Regions from separate parts of the Homo sapiens genome. Here region 2 is linked to region 1. Evidence: chromatin contacts called from ENCODE Hi-C or POLR2A ChIA-PET data. All regions are on one chromosome and are shown on one strand. The core of a region is the stretch at or near the end of the contact, and the rest is flanking DNA. Distances in the headings are between cores, read along the strand shown. Region 1 holds the start of PSMC3 (proteasome 26S subunit, ATPase 3). Region 2 holds the start of ARFGAP2 (ARF GTPase activating protein 2).

Region 1 (7,343 bases), core at 2,926-5,425:
CTGACAAAAAGACCCAGAATAATGTTGAACCAAACACCTGGGCATCCCATGGCCCAGTCAAAATTAATCATCACAGGAGGGTTAGGGTAGAATCCAGGAGACCAGTGGAAAGGTCCCCATAATAATCTAGGGGTAGCGGTGGCTCATGCCTATAATCCCAGCACTTTGGGAGATGGAGGCGGGCAGACCGCTTGAGGTCAGGAGTTCGAGACCAGCCTGGCCAACATGGTGAAACCCCATCTCTACTAAAAATATAAAAATTAGCCAGGCATGGTGGTGTACACCTGTAATCTCAGCTACTTGGGAGGCTGAGGGAAGAGAATTGCTTGAACCTCGGAGGCAGAGGTTGCAGTGAGCCAAGATAGTACCACCACACTCCAGCCTGGGCAACAGAGCAAGACTCCATCTCAAATGCAACAGCAATGCCAAATAATAATAATAAGCTAGGTCTGAGATGATGGTGGCTTGAACCAGGGTGATAGGCAATGGAGGGAGTGAGAAATGGTCCTATTCAAGGGGGTTAGGAGGAGTTATATCTTTCGTTTTGGAAATTTTCAAATAGATACAAAAGGAGAGAAACCAATGATTTCCATCTCAGCCTTAACTATGCATTTCAGCACATGGACAATCTTGTTTACCCCCAAAAGCCCCACCAAGCTCCACACCCTCCGCTTGATTGTTTTGATTCAGATCTTACTATTTCTGAATTCTGGATATTTGTTTAAGGTAAAGTAATCCCAGCACTTTGGGAGGCCAAGACGGGTGGATCACCTGAGGTTAGGAGTTCAAGACCAGCCTGACCAACATGGAGAAACCCCACCTCTACTAAAAATACAAAATTAGCCAGGCATGGTGGTGCATGCCTGTAATCCCAGCTACTCGGGAGGCTGAGGCAGGAGAATTGCTTGAACCCAGGAGGTGGAGGTTGCAGTGAGCCCAGATCGTGCCACTGCACTCCAGCCTGGACAACAAGAGTGAAACTCTGTCTCAGAAAAAAAAAACCAAAAACACAAAAATTAGCTGGGTGTGGTGGTGTGCATCTGTAGTCCCAGCTACTCAGGAGGCTGAGGTGGGAGAATCACCACTGCACTCCAGCCTGGGTGACAGACTGAGACTCTGTCTCAAAACAAACAAACAAAAACAAAGAATGACTCCAGGGTTTTGGCCTGGTGGCTCTCACCCTAGCTTGATGCCAAGACAGAAACATCTGTTCTAGGCCTGGCCTAGACCTCTTCTCTCTAGAGGCCCAGATGGACCAGAGGTCCCTAATTCAGCCAACCTCTTTCTCCCTGAAGACATGCTCTGCTCCAGGTTCCCAGCTCCTTGCTGGGACTGACCTCCTGGTACTTCCTTGACCTTTTTGAGCAGAGTGAACCTTCATAAACTATTCTCCTTTTTCTCCCATCTCCCCAAGACATTCCTACTCCTGGGCTCCCAAGATAATCAATCCCTGTCATTCTAGCCAGGATTAAAGAAGGAGATGTTCAGGGCCGGGTGCAGTGGCTCACGCCTCTAATCCCAGCACTTTGGGAGGTGGAGGCGAGAGGATCATGAGGCGGTCGAGACCATCCTGGCCAACATGGTGACACCCCGTCTCTACTAAAATACAAAAATTAGCTGGGCTTGGTGGTGGGTGTCTGTAATCCCAGCTACTCAGGAGGCTGAGACAGGAGAATTGCTTGAACACAGGAGGCGGAGGTTGCAGTGAGCCAAGATCGCACCACTGAACTCAAGCCTGGGCGACAGAGCAAGACTTCGTCTCAAAAAAAAAAAAAAAAAAAAAAAAAGCAGGCCAAGGGCTTATACTTCAAAGGTGAAGGATAAATGAGGACCTGGATCATATATCTAGAGGGATGAGGTATCAGGGGTGGGGGGATTCCGTTAAACTGACTAGCAGGATTTTTGTGAAAACAGGGTTAGACAGGTTGATGACAGGGATGAAGGAACAGCCCACAAGGCCTAGTCAAAAAAAGATGGCTCAGGCCGGGCGCGGTGGCTCATGCCTGTAGTCCCAGCACTTTGGGAGGCCGAGGCGGGCGGATCACGAGGTCAGGAGATCGAGGCCATCCCGGCTAAAACGGTGAAACCCCGTCTCTACTAAAAATACAAAAAATTAGCCGGGCGTAGTGGCGGGCGCCTGTAGTCCCAGCTACTTGGGAGGCTGAGGCAGGAGAATGGCGTGAACCCGGGAGGCGGAGCTTGCAGTGAGCCGAGATCCCGCCACTGCACTCCAGCCTGGGCGACAGAGCGAAACTCCGTCTCAAAAAAAAAAAAAAAAAAAAAAAGATGGCTCAGAAGAGCCTACCTAAAAGTTGGTTAAGGGGAGAATGTCTGCATCCCTCCTAGGCCCAGGCTGGAGGCTTTCTAAACATATTCGTATTTGTCAGGATCTCCAAAAGTAGGCCCCAGAATGGGACCCAACTGACCCAGGCATAGTGGGACCAGCACAGATTGGACAGTCTTTCCCCTCTGGGCTTCTTGGCTCCTATCGGGCAACTCAAAGTGAGAATTTGGGGTCAGCAGTCCTAGTGCTGCCAGTGACTCACTGAATAACCTCCAGCAAGGCACTTAACCTCTCTGAGCCTCCCTATGCTTATTTAAATTTGAGAATGGTAATTCAGTCTGTCCACAAGGCAGGCTTGTTGAGAGAATGGAATAAAGCACTGTTACTTGAGGAGACGCTTTGTCAGCCTGAGTGAGCAGCTGTACATGTTGTTATTTAAAGAAAAAAATTCTGCTTTCAACCGTGTTCCAAAAAAAACTACTGCAAAGGCTAGGTGTAGTGGTTCATGCCTATAGTACCAACACTTTAGGAGGCTGAGGCAGGAAGATCACTTACGCCCAGGAGTTTGAGACCAGCCTGGTCAACATGGTGAAACCTTGTCTCTACTAAAAATACAAAAATTAGTTGGGCGTGGTGGTGGGTGCCTGTAATCCCAGCTACTTGAGAGGCTGAGGCAGGAGAATCCATTGAACCCGGGAGGCGGAGGTTGCGGTAGGGAGAGACCGCGCCACTGCATTCCAGCCTGGGCGACAGAGCGAGACTCCGTCTCAAAAAACAAAAAACAAACAAGCAAACAAAAAAAAGGCAACGATTGCACAGATTTTCATCAGGTTAACAGAGTGTTTGTGATGGTTTGACTTGAAATATAAGCTATGTTGCTTACATGAAGTTCCCTTTAAAGGGGCTCCAGGGCTCACCTCAAAGGATAAGGAGAGATCATTTAAAATAGCCGACAAGGGTACAACGAATGAGTCTCCCATGATCCGGAGACCCGCTCTGCTCACTGAGATTACTAACCATGGTCAGAGAAAACAAACAATTGCAGATACGAGACATAATTTTTTTTGAGACGGAGTCTCGCTCTGTCGCCCAGGCTGGAGTGCAGTGGCGCGATCACGGCTCACTGCAAGCTCCGCCTCCGAGGTTCATGCCATTCTCCTGGCTCAGCCCGGAGTAGCTGGGACTACGGGCGCCCACCACCACGCCCGGCTAATTTTTTGTATATTTAGTAGAGACGGGGTTTCACCGTGTTAGCCAGGATGGTCTCGATCTCCTGACCTCGTGATCCGCCCGCCTCGGCCTCCCAAAGTGCTGGGATTACAGGCGTGAGCCACCGCGCCCGGCCCGAGTCATAATGTTTTTAATCGTAGAGGCTGATGGTCAATTGAGTTCTTCCCACGTGGACAATTCCGTGAAGCCTGCTCTGACGTTAGGAGCAGCAGCGATTTCTCTTTAAAGCTGGTTAATGATTCCCTCCCGTAACTCCGGGTGGCCAGCTTGTACTTAAATAATTGTAAAAATGCGGACTGAGGTGGCATGCCTTTTTGGCCCTTTGCACACGGCTGGCCTATGTCGTTTATTAATTGGGAGGCAGTGTCATTGTGTAAATCCCCTTATTCCTAGCGGGGTCACGGTCTGAGTTTGAACGCGCCCCTCCGCAAGCATCTGTCACGGGCCAGATTAAAGACTACATTTCCCAAAGGCCCTCGCGGATCCCACCCTTCTCCCTCCCTTTCCGGTTTTACACATAGGCCCCGCCCCCAACGCGCGTGTCGGCCAATAGCGGCCCCACCTCTCGCGCCCGGCAAAAATAGGACGCGGGCGGGAACGTTTCGGGGTCCGCGGGGGCGGGGCCTGTGGCCAGGGGTTGGTCTTTGGAATCGGAGAGGCAGATTCGCTGCTCCGCAGCACGGCCGGAGCTGGTCGGGTCAAGAGTCGGGATTTGTGGGGAGAGGTTTTCCACTGGTCAAGAGAAGGCTTTAAGAAAGACGGTATTAATCTCCCGTTGCGGCTCCCGCCTGGTCCCATCTTCTGCCCGCTCCTCCAGGAAATGAATCTGCTGCCGAATATTGAGAGTCCAGTGACTCGGCAGGAGAAGATGGCGACCGTGTGGGATGAGGCCGAGGTGGGCACCGGGCGAGCTGGCGGTCCGGGAACCGGGGCCCGCAGGGAGACGCCATTGACAAGAGGGAAGGAGGTGGCTGGGGGTCAAGGTCTGGCCCGATCCCGGGGACGGGGTTGTTTGGGATGTGGGCAGGGGTCCTGACTCCATCCTGGTTTTATGGGCGTGGAAACTGAGGCTGTGAGTGGGTTCGGAGAACGAGGGATGCTTGTCCTGAGTAAAAGTAAATATATAAATAAACAAATAATTTTTTACAGCAAGATGGAATTGGGGAGGAGGTGCTCAAGATGTCCACGGAGGAGATCATCCAGCGCACACGGCTGCTGGACAGTGAGATCAAGGTGGGCGCACAGCTCCTGTGCGGGCGATGGAGCCCCCACAGGACAGGCCCCGGCGATCCGAGTCGCCTCTCGTACTTCCTAATCGGGCACCCTGGGGGAGACATGGGGCTCGGGCTTCCCCCTCATATCAGGAAGAGAGGAAAGAAAACTAAGCCTTAAAAGGGACAAGAAGACAGGTAGGGGGTGGTGGGAGGCCTGGGCTGAGATGAGAAGTTATCAGATTGCCTTTCCCAGTGAGAACTGGGAATAATCCTCTCAAGAATCCTTCTTTTAGTAAAATGCCTATTTTACAGATGAGGAGACAGGCCCAGAGAGGTTTGTACTGCGATAAAGCACCCAGTTCTTACTATGAGGCAGAACCTAAAACCTATGTTTGCCTCTCTCGGAGGCCTGCTTTTATTCCAATACTACCACTATTTCACCAGGAGGTTTCCAAACTGGCCTCCTCTTTTGACTTCTGCAGGATGTGGACACAGTCAGACTCTGCCTTCAGAGAGCCTCAGAGCTGGATGAATGGATGCGGGAGGGTCCCCTGGGCACCCTGGACCTCACTAGTTACAGGGCTCTAGCATAAGCTGTGCCAGGGTTTATATTTGCTTCTCCTCCCCTCCTGATCTCAGATCATGAAGAGTGAAGTGTTGAGAGTCACCCATGAGCTCCAAGCCATGAAGGACAAGATAAAAGAGAACAGTGAGAAAATCAAAGTGAACAAGACCCTGCCGTACCTTGTCTCCAACGTCATCGAGGTGTGTGTGTATGTGGAGGGGAAGAGAGGGAGTCAGCAGGGAATGGGGACAGCCTGGGGTGGGGCCACTAGGGAAAGAGTGGGTGGAGGTATTGAGGCCAAACTGCATGTCAGAGCTACACCTCCTGGGGCACTTTCATGGGGAAGACGGGGCCTGCAAAGTCCTGGGAGGTCTCACGTGTCTCCTTTTCTGTTGGTTATGTCTCCTCCGGGGTAGATGAGCCCTGTGCAGAGGAGCAGCACCTACACAGAGATCAATCCCTGGGCTTAGCAGGGGCACCCACGTTTGGTGGGCTCAGGGCTATTGGAGGAGGGAGGTAAGGATGGCCAGCCCTGCAGGTATTAGGAACTGTCTTAGGAAGCACTGGGCCTTGGGGAGTTCAAGGAGCTGAGTATTTTTTCCTTCCCAGCTCCTGGATGTTGATCCTAATGACCAAGAGGAGGATGGTGCCAATATTGACCTGGACTCCCAGAGGAAGGGCAAGTGTGCTGTGATCAAAACCTCTACACGACAGGTGAGCGTGGCTCAGCAATGAGAGACTGGAGGAGGGTGAGGAGCGGATGTGGGACAGGACTAGGGAGCCTTCCCTGAGGACACTAACTGAGACTGCCCCTGTAACTTGTCCACAGACGTACTTCCTTCCTGTGATTGGGTTGGTGGATGCTGAAAAGCTAAAGCCAGGAGACCTGGTGGTGAGTGGGGCCTGAGCCCAGGCAGTGCTTTTCTGGTGACTAGCTGAGCCCCTGTACCCGCCCCAGGTCACTGTTGGCTCTGAATCTTGGCAGAACAGCTCCGAGAGTCTGGGATTCTGTCTACTTGCTGTTTGATTCTTGTATTGCCCAGTCCTGTGTCTTTCCCTCTGCAGACACCTGTCACCCAGTCAGTTGGGTAGCCCTTGAGCTGGGCCAAATCTGAAGGCCCTGTGCTGTGTCCTTAGGGTGTGAACAAAGACTCCTATCTGATCCTGGAGACGCTGCCCACAGAGTATGACTCGCGGGTGAAGGCCATGGAGGTAGACGAGAGGCCCACGGAGCAATACAGTGACATTGGGGGTTTGGACAAGCAGATCCAGGAGGTGAGGGAGGCACGGCAGCTGCCAGCAGCCTTGTCAGCCTTTTAGTTTCTCCACGCCATTGATGCAGCTCATCTCCCTAATGTGTCTTTCATCCTCATAGCAACCTAGGGAGGAAGGGAGGGGTGCCATGTGACAGGTGAGGAGACTGAAGCCCAGAGAGTTTAAATGCCTTGCCCAGGATCACAGAGAGACCAGAGCCAGGACTGGAGCCCAGGCTCCTGGTTCTTGGCCCAGTGTCCTTTTTTTTTTTTTTTCCGAGATGGAGTTTTGCTTTTACTGCCCATGCTGGAGTGCAATGGCACGATCTCGGCTCACCGCAACCTCTGCCTCCCGGGTTCAAGCAATTCTGCCTCAGCCTCTCGAGTAGCTGGGATTACAGGCATGCGACACCAAGCCTGGCTAATTTTAGCGGAGTATTTTTAGTAGAGACGGGGTTTCTCCATGTTGGTCAGGCTGGTCTCGAACTCCCAACCTCAGGTGATCCGCGTGCCTTGGCCTCCCAAAGTGCTGGGATTACAGGCATGAGCCACTGCTCCCAGCCCCTGGCCCGGTGTCTTTTCTGCCATATACTCCCGTTCCTGGAGAGTCCATAGCCAGCCTGGGTGGGGATGAGTGTTCTGTGTCCTCTTTTTTTTTTTTTTGTGACGGAGTCTTGCTCTGCCGCTCAGGCTGGCTGGTGTGCAGTGGCGTGATCTTGGCTCACTACGAGCTCCGCGTCCCGGGTTCATGCCATTCTCCTGCCTCAGCCTCCTGAGTAGCTGGGACTACAGGCACC
Region 2 (7,743 bases), core at 980-3,479, 250 kb after region 1:
GCTCGGCCAGGGCTAGGGATGAAGTAAGTGAAGGTGGTTCAGATGGCCCCACCTGACTATAAGCACTGTCCCCACAGGAGTGGTCCTTGGACACACAGAGGACAATCAGCCGGAAAGAGAAGGGTGGCCGGAGCCCTGATGAGGTTACCCTGACCAGCATTGTGCCTACAAGAGATGGCACCGCACCCCCACCCCAGTCCCCGGGGTCCCCAGGGTGAGAGCCAGGAGCGCGGCTGTGGCAAAGAAACAGCTCTGCCTCCCGCCCTCCTTTCCTTTCTCCTTGGTTTCATTTCTTTCACACCTGAAATGGGTTGAAAATTGGTGCCAGGGACCTGAGGGCCTACTTAGTAGTTGTAATGATACTGGTTCTCATAGTGGTTTAGATTTGCTGGGCATTTCCCACATTCCCTCTCGTTTATGCCTTAAATCAGCTGCGTGTGGCAGGAATTGCCTCTTTGCTCACAGTCGGGCATGGCGAGGTAGAGCTAGAATCTTTAGTACCTCACCTGACTCTCCCAGGTGCCTCTGGGGGTAGGGAGGCCTTTGCCCTGATCCTGGGTGAGATCTCCAGCCCCGTGTTCCTTGCACTCTGAGCTGCTCCCTTTGCCTCCCCTCTCCAGCACGGGGCAGGATGAGGAGTGGTCAGATGAAGAGAGTCCCCGGAAGGCTGCCACCGGGGTTCGGGTGAGGGCACTCTATGACTACGCTGGCCAGGAAGCTGATGAGCTGAGCTTCCGAGCAGGTACCCTGGGACCCCTTTCCTAGCTTCAGCCTCTGCCTTATCTGCCTGAGCAGGGGTGTCAGAAAGGGAAGCCAAATACCCACTTCTTAAGGGCCAGTCCTCTGTCCCTTCAGCTGTTCCAGGTCCAGATAGCTGGTGCCTGGTGGCTGCATTCAGGGTCTGGGGTGGGGCAGCTTGCTGACCTTGACCTGCCTCTGCCTGAGCCATGTCTTTGCTAGCTGGGCTCTGGGACCACACCATCCCCCTCAGTCCTTGACCCAGTTGCAGGAACAGGGCCTGGGCCAGGGCCACTGGCAGTGACCAATCCCCTTTCCCCCAGGGGAGGAGCTGCTGAAGATGAGTGAGGAGGACGAGCAGGGCTGGTGCCAAGGCCAGTTGCAGAGTGGCCGCATTGGCCTGTACCCTGCCAACTACGTGGAGTGTGTGGGCGCCTGAGTGTCCTGACAGCCCTTCTGCAACGTTTACCCACCCTGGTTCAGAGCCCAGCTTCTCCTGGAGAGCCGGACCCTCAGGGCCCTGAACCGTCGCTCTCTGGCTGCTCCTCTGTCCCTTGAGGGAGGAAGTCCTGGGACCCAGGGAGGGGAGGGGCCTTTGTCTAGGGAAGGGACTGGTAGGGAAGGGACGAGTCTAGGCTGAGGGCAAGATGGGAGGTCAGAGGTGACAGAAGCGTTCAGGGGTGCCTGGGCCTCCCCAGGAGCTGTGGACTCAGTTCCTGACCTCTGCTTTGGGGTTCCTGGGGTGGGCTTGGGGTGAGTGTAGTTCTGGCCTAGCAGCACCCTCTTGTGGCTTGTTCTAGCGTGTATTAAAACTTGACACACACCCACACACAAAAACAAAAACACCACTGTCGGGCTCATGTGCATTTTTTTGATAGGACACCCTTGCCAGGCCACCAGAGGGCATCTAGAGAGAGGCCTAGCGTCTGTTATGGGGCCGGGGTTGGAAAAGGGTTTGCCTGCTTGGTACCTGCTCTGGAACTTCGAGATACTAATCTGGAGTGGAGGGGACTCGCTGTCAGGCTTGCTGTTAACCGAGAACGGCTGAAGGCTGGGCGAGACGCGGGCCAATGCGTCTGCCCGTTCGGGCCGGAGGGACGAGGAGTGTTTGGGCAGCCTAATCCTTATTCATCGATCTGTAATTAGCTGGAGTGGGGGTCCCCGCCCCCAGCCTCCCGCAGCCTGCGCGGCGTGGGGGCGACTCCACCTGGGGGTTGCGGCGTGGGAGGGGCGGGGGGAAGGGTACTACGCGCGCGAGGAGGTTTGGGCCGGTCCGCGCGCCGTCGCCCCGCCCCGGCTGCGGATTGGCCCGGCGCGGCGTTGATTCTTGCGGCCGCGGTTGTCGTCGCCGCCCCCGTCCCGCCGGCTGCCCATTGGTCCAGATCGGACTCCAATCACCCCACCCCTCGGCTGGCCCAGGCACCGCTGAGGCCGGCCTGGTGAGCCCGCCCTCCCCGCCGTGGATTGGCCCGCGGCGGGACCCGTCAGCCGCGGTTGTGTCTGGGAAGGAGAGAAAATGGCGGCGGAGCCGAACAAGACCGAAATCCAGACTCTTTTTAAGAGGCTTCGCGCAGTTCCAACCAACAAGGTGCGTGAGCAGGGGGCGCGCGGAGTCTCTCGTCCCGCTGGGGCCTGAGGGAGGGAGAAGGGCGGAGGTGGGTTATGTTTCTGGGGTGTCGGTGCCTGGCCTTTACTCGGGGCCCCTGACGATTCGCTCATCGCCGCCTCCACCCAGGCCTGTTTCGACTGCGGCGCCAAGAATCCGAGTTGGGCCAGCATCACGTACGGTGTTTTCTTGTGCATTGACTGTTCCGGGGTGCACCGCTCCCTGGGCGTCCATCTGAGCTTCATCAGGTAGGCTCTCCGCGCGGTTGCCGTGTTTCCACCCGGCCGGCCAGGGGTGTCTGGGCAACAAGGGAGAGTGGCTGCCTCGACTTGGGCCGCTCTGAATTCGGTGGGAAGCCTCTGGGCCGAGAGGGTCCGGTAGCCTCCTGCCAGAGGGAACCACCTGTGTGGGCCCTTTGGCACATGGGCGGTCCGTCTCCGCCTCTGGGCCAAAACTTCCTCTTTTTTGACGGTCAGGCTTGAGACTCTGAGCGTTAGTTGAGGGGAAAGGGAGGCATTGACCTTGTTGTTGCTGATATGTTGTTAGACCAGTATGTCTCTAGTGAGACTGTGACCATCCATTAGGGGAAAGCCAAATCCAGGCGTGCGTGCCTGAGAATGTGACCTCCTTTCGGATCTGGGGACATAATTAGTACTCTTTGGAGTAAATGAACGAAGAGGAGAGTTTTCATGGACAGGGTAGTGTGGAGGAAATGGGGTGATGGCTGATTAATGTTTCCTGGGTGCCTACAGCAGCCTGAGGCCAAGTGACAGGTATCCGGGTTGCCAGGGAAATCCTGCTGGTATCTGCTAGTGGGTGAGACGCAGCCCTTGTACACAGGTCCACAGAGTTGGATTCCAACTGGAACTGGTTCCAGCTGAGGTGTATGCAGGTCGGCGGGAATGCCAATGCGGTAAAGCTCCTTCTACTTCCCTCACCTTCCATTCTTCTGCCTGGTTACTAACTTTGCACGACTCCCTAAGAGGCCCTGTCGTTTTCCCTGTTCAGAGGGTTCTCTGTTCTATAACACCACCATAAGCTATTTTCTGAAAACTTCGAAACTGGTCACAGCTTCTCTTAAATGGGTTTCAGATTCCAATTAAACTGGGCAGGTGTTCTTGGGGAAAAGCCACAGGAGTTGGGAGCCTTCACAGTCATTGGGTCTTGTGGGCCTGCCCTGGATGAAGGATGGGGAGGCTGGGTATGGGATGTTGTGCTCAGGCAGCGTTCAGTGGGGCCTGGACTTCAGTCATATCAGAGGATGGCCCGCTGCAAGGTGTTTTTTGCAGGAATTTCGAGAAACTTTATCTCTGAAAAACCGGTGTCAGTAGCGTGTATCATCCTGTATAGATAATAACTTCGCTGTCATAAGGAGATGTCTCCTACAGCCAACACGTTTCCTTCTTGAGAATCACCCGTAGCACGCGCTGCTCTCTTCTTTGCTCTCCAGACGGCTTTTTTTCGCCAACATGGATGCACAGCCAATGATGCCAACACCAAATATAATAGCCGAGCTGCCCAGATGTACCGGGAGAAGATCCGGCAGCTGGGGAGTGCGGCCCTGGCTAGGCATGGCACTGATGTAAGTGCCTGTTCTTGGGGCTGGGGCAGGAGGGTTAGGAGTATTCAGAGCCCTGTGTTTTAGGGGTGTCTTCTCCTTTCTAGCTTTGGATAGACAACATGAGTAGTGCCGTTCCTAATCACTCCCCAGAGAAGAAGGACTCTGATTTCTTCACAGAACACACTCAAGTGAGTGCCCACAAGGAACCGTTTTCCCAGTTGTTCTTGACAGGCAATTTACCAAGGCCCAGGCCTTCTGTGATCATGGTTGTAGATTCCATTTGCTTTGATGTGATGTCTTGGACACCACGTATGAAGTCCACTGTTCCTGCTGGGTAGGCCTAGGTGTTTCCTCCTCCATAAATGGAGGTGCAGTGTAGCCCTCCTTAGAAATCGACTCCTATAAATTGGGCTGGCGGGGAAGAGAGGCAGCTTCTTGAAGTTTCAAGAGGTGTCCGGTGCCCCAAACAAATTTTCCTGGATTCTTCCCCTATAAGAAAGGCACTGTGGGCCGGGCGCAGTGGCTCACGCCTGTAATCCCAGCACTTTGGGAGGCCGAGGCGGGTGGATCATGAGGTCAGGAGATCGAGACCATCCTGGCTAACAAGGTGAAACCCCGTCTCTACTAAAAATACAAAAAATTAGCCGGGCGCGGTGGCGGGCGCCTGTAGTCCCAGCTACTTGGGAGGCTGAGGCAGGAGAATGGCGTGAACCCGGGAAGCGGAGCTTGCAGTGAGCCGAGATTGCGCCACTGCAGTCCGCAGTCCGGCCTGGGCGACAGAGCGAGACTCCGTCTCAAAAAAAAAAAAAAAAAAAAAAAAAAAAAAAAAAAAAAAGGCACTGTGCTTGGGGACAGTGAAAGGATTCTCTCCTCCCCGCCCCACCCCTTTGAGGAGGGTTTCCTCTTTACTGGCCCTGGGTGCTGAAGTTAGACTCTTGGCTTCAATTCCTGTTCTCTACTCCGCATTCCTGTGATGGTGGCCAAGTCACTCAACCTGTCAAAACCTCAGTTTCTAAAATGGCGATGTAGCTCCTTCATAGGGGTTGTAGTGATAATTAAATATATTCATATATGAGGAGCCTTTAGATCTGTGCCTGCCTAGGTGGTGGTAGTTAACTGTCTTTAAGTTAGGAGAATGGGCTCTGGCTCTAAGTAAATAGTGAAGGGGTTGGGGTGGGGGCTGCTTGTCTTCCTGCTTTCTTCCACAGTGAATAGCAACTGTGATCTTGTTTGCTACCCTCCAGTCCCTTTCCTCATGGGTTTGGAGTATGATTTCTTGTCCACAAGGTGCTTGTAGGTCTTGGTGCTTCTTGCCAGCAGGAGTGGCTCACCGAGGCATCTGTGATCTGGCCTCCTTTTCAGCCCCCTGCCTGGGATGCGCCAGCCACTGAGCCTTCAGGGACCCAGCAGCCAGCCCCGTCTACAGAGAGCAGTGGCCTGGCACGTGAGTTCAGCCCAGATTCCAACCAGGTGCCCTGGTCCTAGGAGAGGACTCAGGGTTTGGAAGGGGACATCTGGCCATGACAATAGGAGCAGGGGTCCTCCTGTATCTTTGGGTGGGCCGGGATTCATTTTAATCCTTGGAGGAAGTGGTAGATATTCCTTTTATCTTTTGGTGGCAAGCTGAGGAAAGCCACCGATTCTTGTCCCATCACTTCTTTCAAGGGGAGGTTGCAGGAAGCTAGGAGCTCATCTCTAACTCCTACCATTGCATCCACAGAGCCGGAGCATGGCCCCAACACAGACCTGCTTGGCACCTCACCCAAAGCCTCACTGGGTCAGTATGCCAGCGGGCAGGCGTGGGGTGTCTGGGAGAGGGTGGACCTCAAATGTTCTTTTCAGAGGTCCTACTGCCTGGCCGTGTGGACAGAGGCCACAGGAGACTGAGCATCTATCTGATTCTCTGGAGTGGGGACTGTGATTGAAATAGTGGATGCAACACTGATTTTAGAGCCAAGCCCTTTGAATTGATGAATCTGGGTGGGCTGGTGTATAAGGCCTGGGGTCTGCCTCTGAGTGTGGGGCTGGGTCTAGCCAAAGTGTTGGGGAGGCCAGCATGAGACTGGACACCTATCCCTGGGCTCTGAGGCAGGGCTGGCTTGTCTGGTGCATTTCCGGGGGTGGAGGGACAGCTCTGAGCTGCCGAAGGCTGGAGGTGACATTGTTCTTTCTCAGCCAGTACCCCAGCCTGTCCTTTAACTCTTTCCTACATTTTCCTTAGTGTCTTTCAGACTTGGTTCAGGGCGAACAGTCCATTTGCTGACCTCGGTTTGTTCTGTTGACTCTTGGGGGTTGGGGCTGGAACCCAGCAGAGTGACTGTCAGACTGATCCATGAGAAGGCTGGCATAGCTTGGTCTGAAGCAGGGCTTCATAGAGACCGCTGGGCTTGGGAGCTCTGTGGAGGCTCTGGGGTGGGCCTCTTGTTAGCCACAAGTCTGTTTCTCCTCCAGAGTCCGTGTATCTGTCAGCTAAAGGGGCCCTTCCTGCCAGAGGTAACTGACAGCTGCTTGGGGAGCCCAGCCCCTGTTCTCAGCTTCCTGCTTTAGAAGCGGAGCCTGGTGCTCACCATATGCTCCCTGCCTCGCAGTCTTTGTTTTGGTTCAGGGAATTTGGACGTCTCTGGTGCTTCGGACGTCTCTGGTGCTTCAGGTCTAGGTTCCTGTCTCACTCTGCTGGGTGCCAGTAAATACCCCAGCCACGTCTGTCTTTGGCTTTGACACCGCTGGTTGGAGCTGGTGGTGGCAGCTTTGCCTTCCCTTGCCTGAAGCTGTTCTTAGGAGCTCTTGCCATGAAGCTGCATGGTGTATACTGAGCTACTGCCTCTGAGCTGCCTTTGTCTTAGCTCATGCCTACCCGTTTCTCACGCAGAACTGAAAAGCTCCATCATTGGCAAGAAGAAGCCAGCAGCAGCTAAGAAAGGGGTAGGTGGGGAGAGGTGGTATGGTAGAGGGGTTAGGAGCTGGGTGCAGGCTACCTGGGTTCACTCCTTGACCTTACCACTTACCAGCTATATGACTTTGGCAAAGGTACTGTGTTTCTCCGAACCTCGCCTGTGAAAGGGATTTAAAGATTTAAAGGGATTTAAAGCCTGTCTTCAAGGGCTGCTGGGAGGAGTCGGTGAGATGGAGCACATCTAGTGCTTGGCGGAGTGCTTGGCACATACTTGGCCCTGTCAGCATTAACTGCCGTCCTCAGGCCCGGGCTCTGCTGGGGCTGTGTGAGCCGCCCATGCCCAGCTCCAGCGGAGCACTATTGTCTTGGCCATGCTGGTTGGGCTCCTGTTTTTTACCCTAAATTTTAAGAAGGGCCTTTTCCTTGTGGGTGTGGCTACAGTGCCTGAACCTGGGAGGGATCTGAGGAGAGTGTGATTGGGAAGGCCCCTTACATGATTCTGTTCCCAGCTGGGTGCCAAGAAAGGCCTAGGGGCCCAGAAGGTGAGCAGCCAGAGCTTCAGTGAGATTGAGCGGCAGGCTCAGGTGGCAGAGAAGCTCCGTGAGCAGCAGGCAGCCGATGCCAAGAAGCAGGCGGAGGAGTCCATGTAAGTGTTTGCTGCCGGGGCCTCAGGCTTCTGCGGGGCTTGGTGGGTGGGTATGTTGGACAGGTCAGGATGGGTGGTGGCCACTGACACCTTTGTTCCCCCTAAGGGTCGCCTCCATGCGTCTGGCCTACCAGGAGCTCCAGATTGATCGTAAGAAAGAGGAAAAGAAGCTACAGAATCTGGAAGGGAAGAAGCGAGAGCAGGCAGAAAGGTTGGGCATGGGCTTGGTATCCCGAAGGTGAGGCTCAGCTCCGGGTGTGGCAGGGAAATGCCGTTGTTTTCTGGGAACCATTGCGGGG

The links. A loop is a pair of places that touch in the nucleus more often than their neighbours do. ChIA-PET counts read pairs that join two places held with the same protein, here RNA polymerase II (POLR2A). Pooled maps may share reads with other maps.
Region 2: a map of B cell shows a loop between it and region 1 (26-fold over the local background). The contact joins the promoter of ARFGAP2 here to the promoter of PSMC3 in region 1. A Hi-C loop is called at or near these places in 15 of 168 maps with a recorded cell type or tissue (B cell, CD14-positive monocyte, CD4-positive, alpha-beta T cell and 8 more), 25 of 37 single-sample maps with no recorded cell type and 24 of 50 pooled maps. POLR2A ChIA-PET finds 5 or more read pairs at or near these places in 4 of 52 experiments (AG04450, CD4-positive, alpha-beta memory T cell, K562 and 1 more).

Annotation. Positions count from the first base shown.
Region 1 is chr11:47,423,271-47,430,613 of GRCh38, reverse strand. PSMC3 (proteasome 26S subunit, ATPase 3) reads left to right here and starts at 4,175. Exons shown (of 12, transcript NM_002804.5): 1 at 4,175-4,409; 2 at 4,664-4,747; 3 at 5,368-5,493; 4 at 5,903-6,007; 5 at 6,123-6,185; 6 at 6,431-6,568. The coding sequence starts at 4,335. RefSeq lists silencers at 3,937-4,066, 4,337-4,548 and an enhancer at 4,167-4,366.
Region 2 is chr11:47,171,365-47,179,107 of GRCh38, reverse strand. It overlaps ARFGAP2 (ARF GTPase activating protein 2), which reads left to right and starts at 2,229. Exons shown (of 16, transcript NM_032389.6): 1 at 2,229-2,326; 2 at 2,474-2,592; 3 at 3,185-3,257; 4 at 3,795-3,926; 5 at 4,010-4,093; 6 at 5,268-5,349; 7 at 5,626-5,682; 8 at 6,775-6,827; 9 at 7,308-7,444; 10 at 7,551-7,682. The coding sequence starts at 2,255. PACSIN3 (protein kinase C and casein kinase substrate in neurons 3) reads left to right here. Exons shown (of 11, transcript NM_016223.5): 9 at 78-214; 10 at 621-742; 11 at 1,062-1,586. The coding sequence ends at 1,177. RefSeq lists enhancers at 1,102-1,151, 1,232-1,281, 1,129-1,710, 2,252-2,481 and a silencer at 1,772-2,201.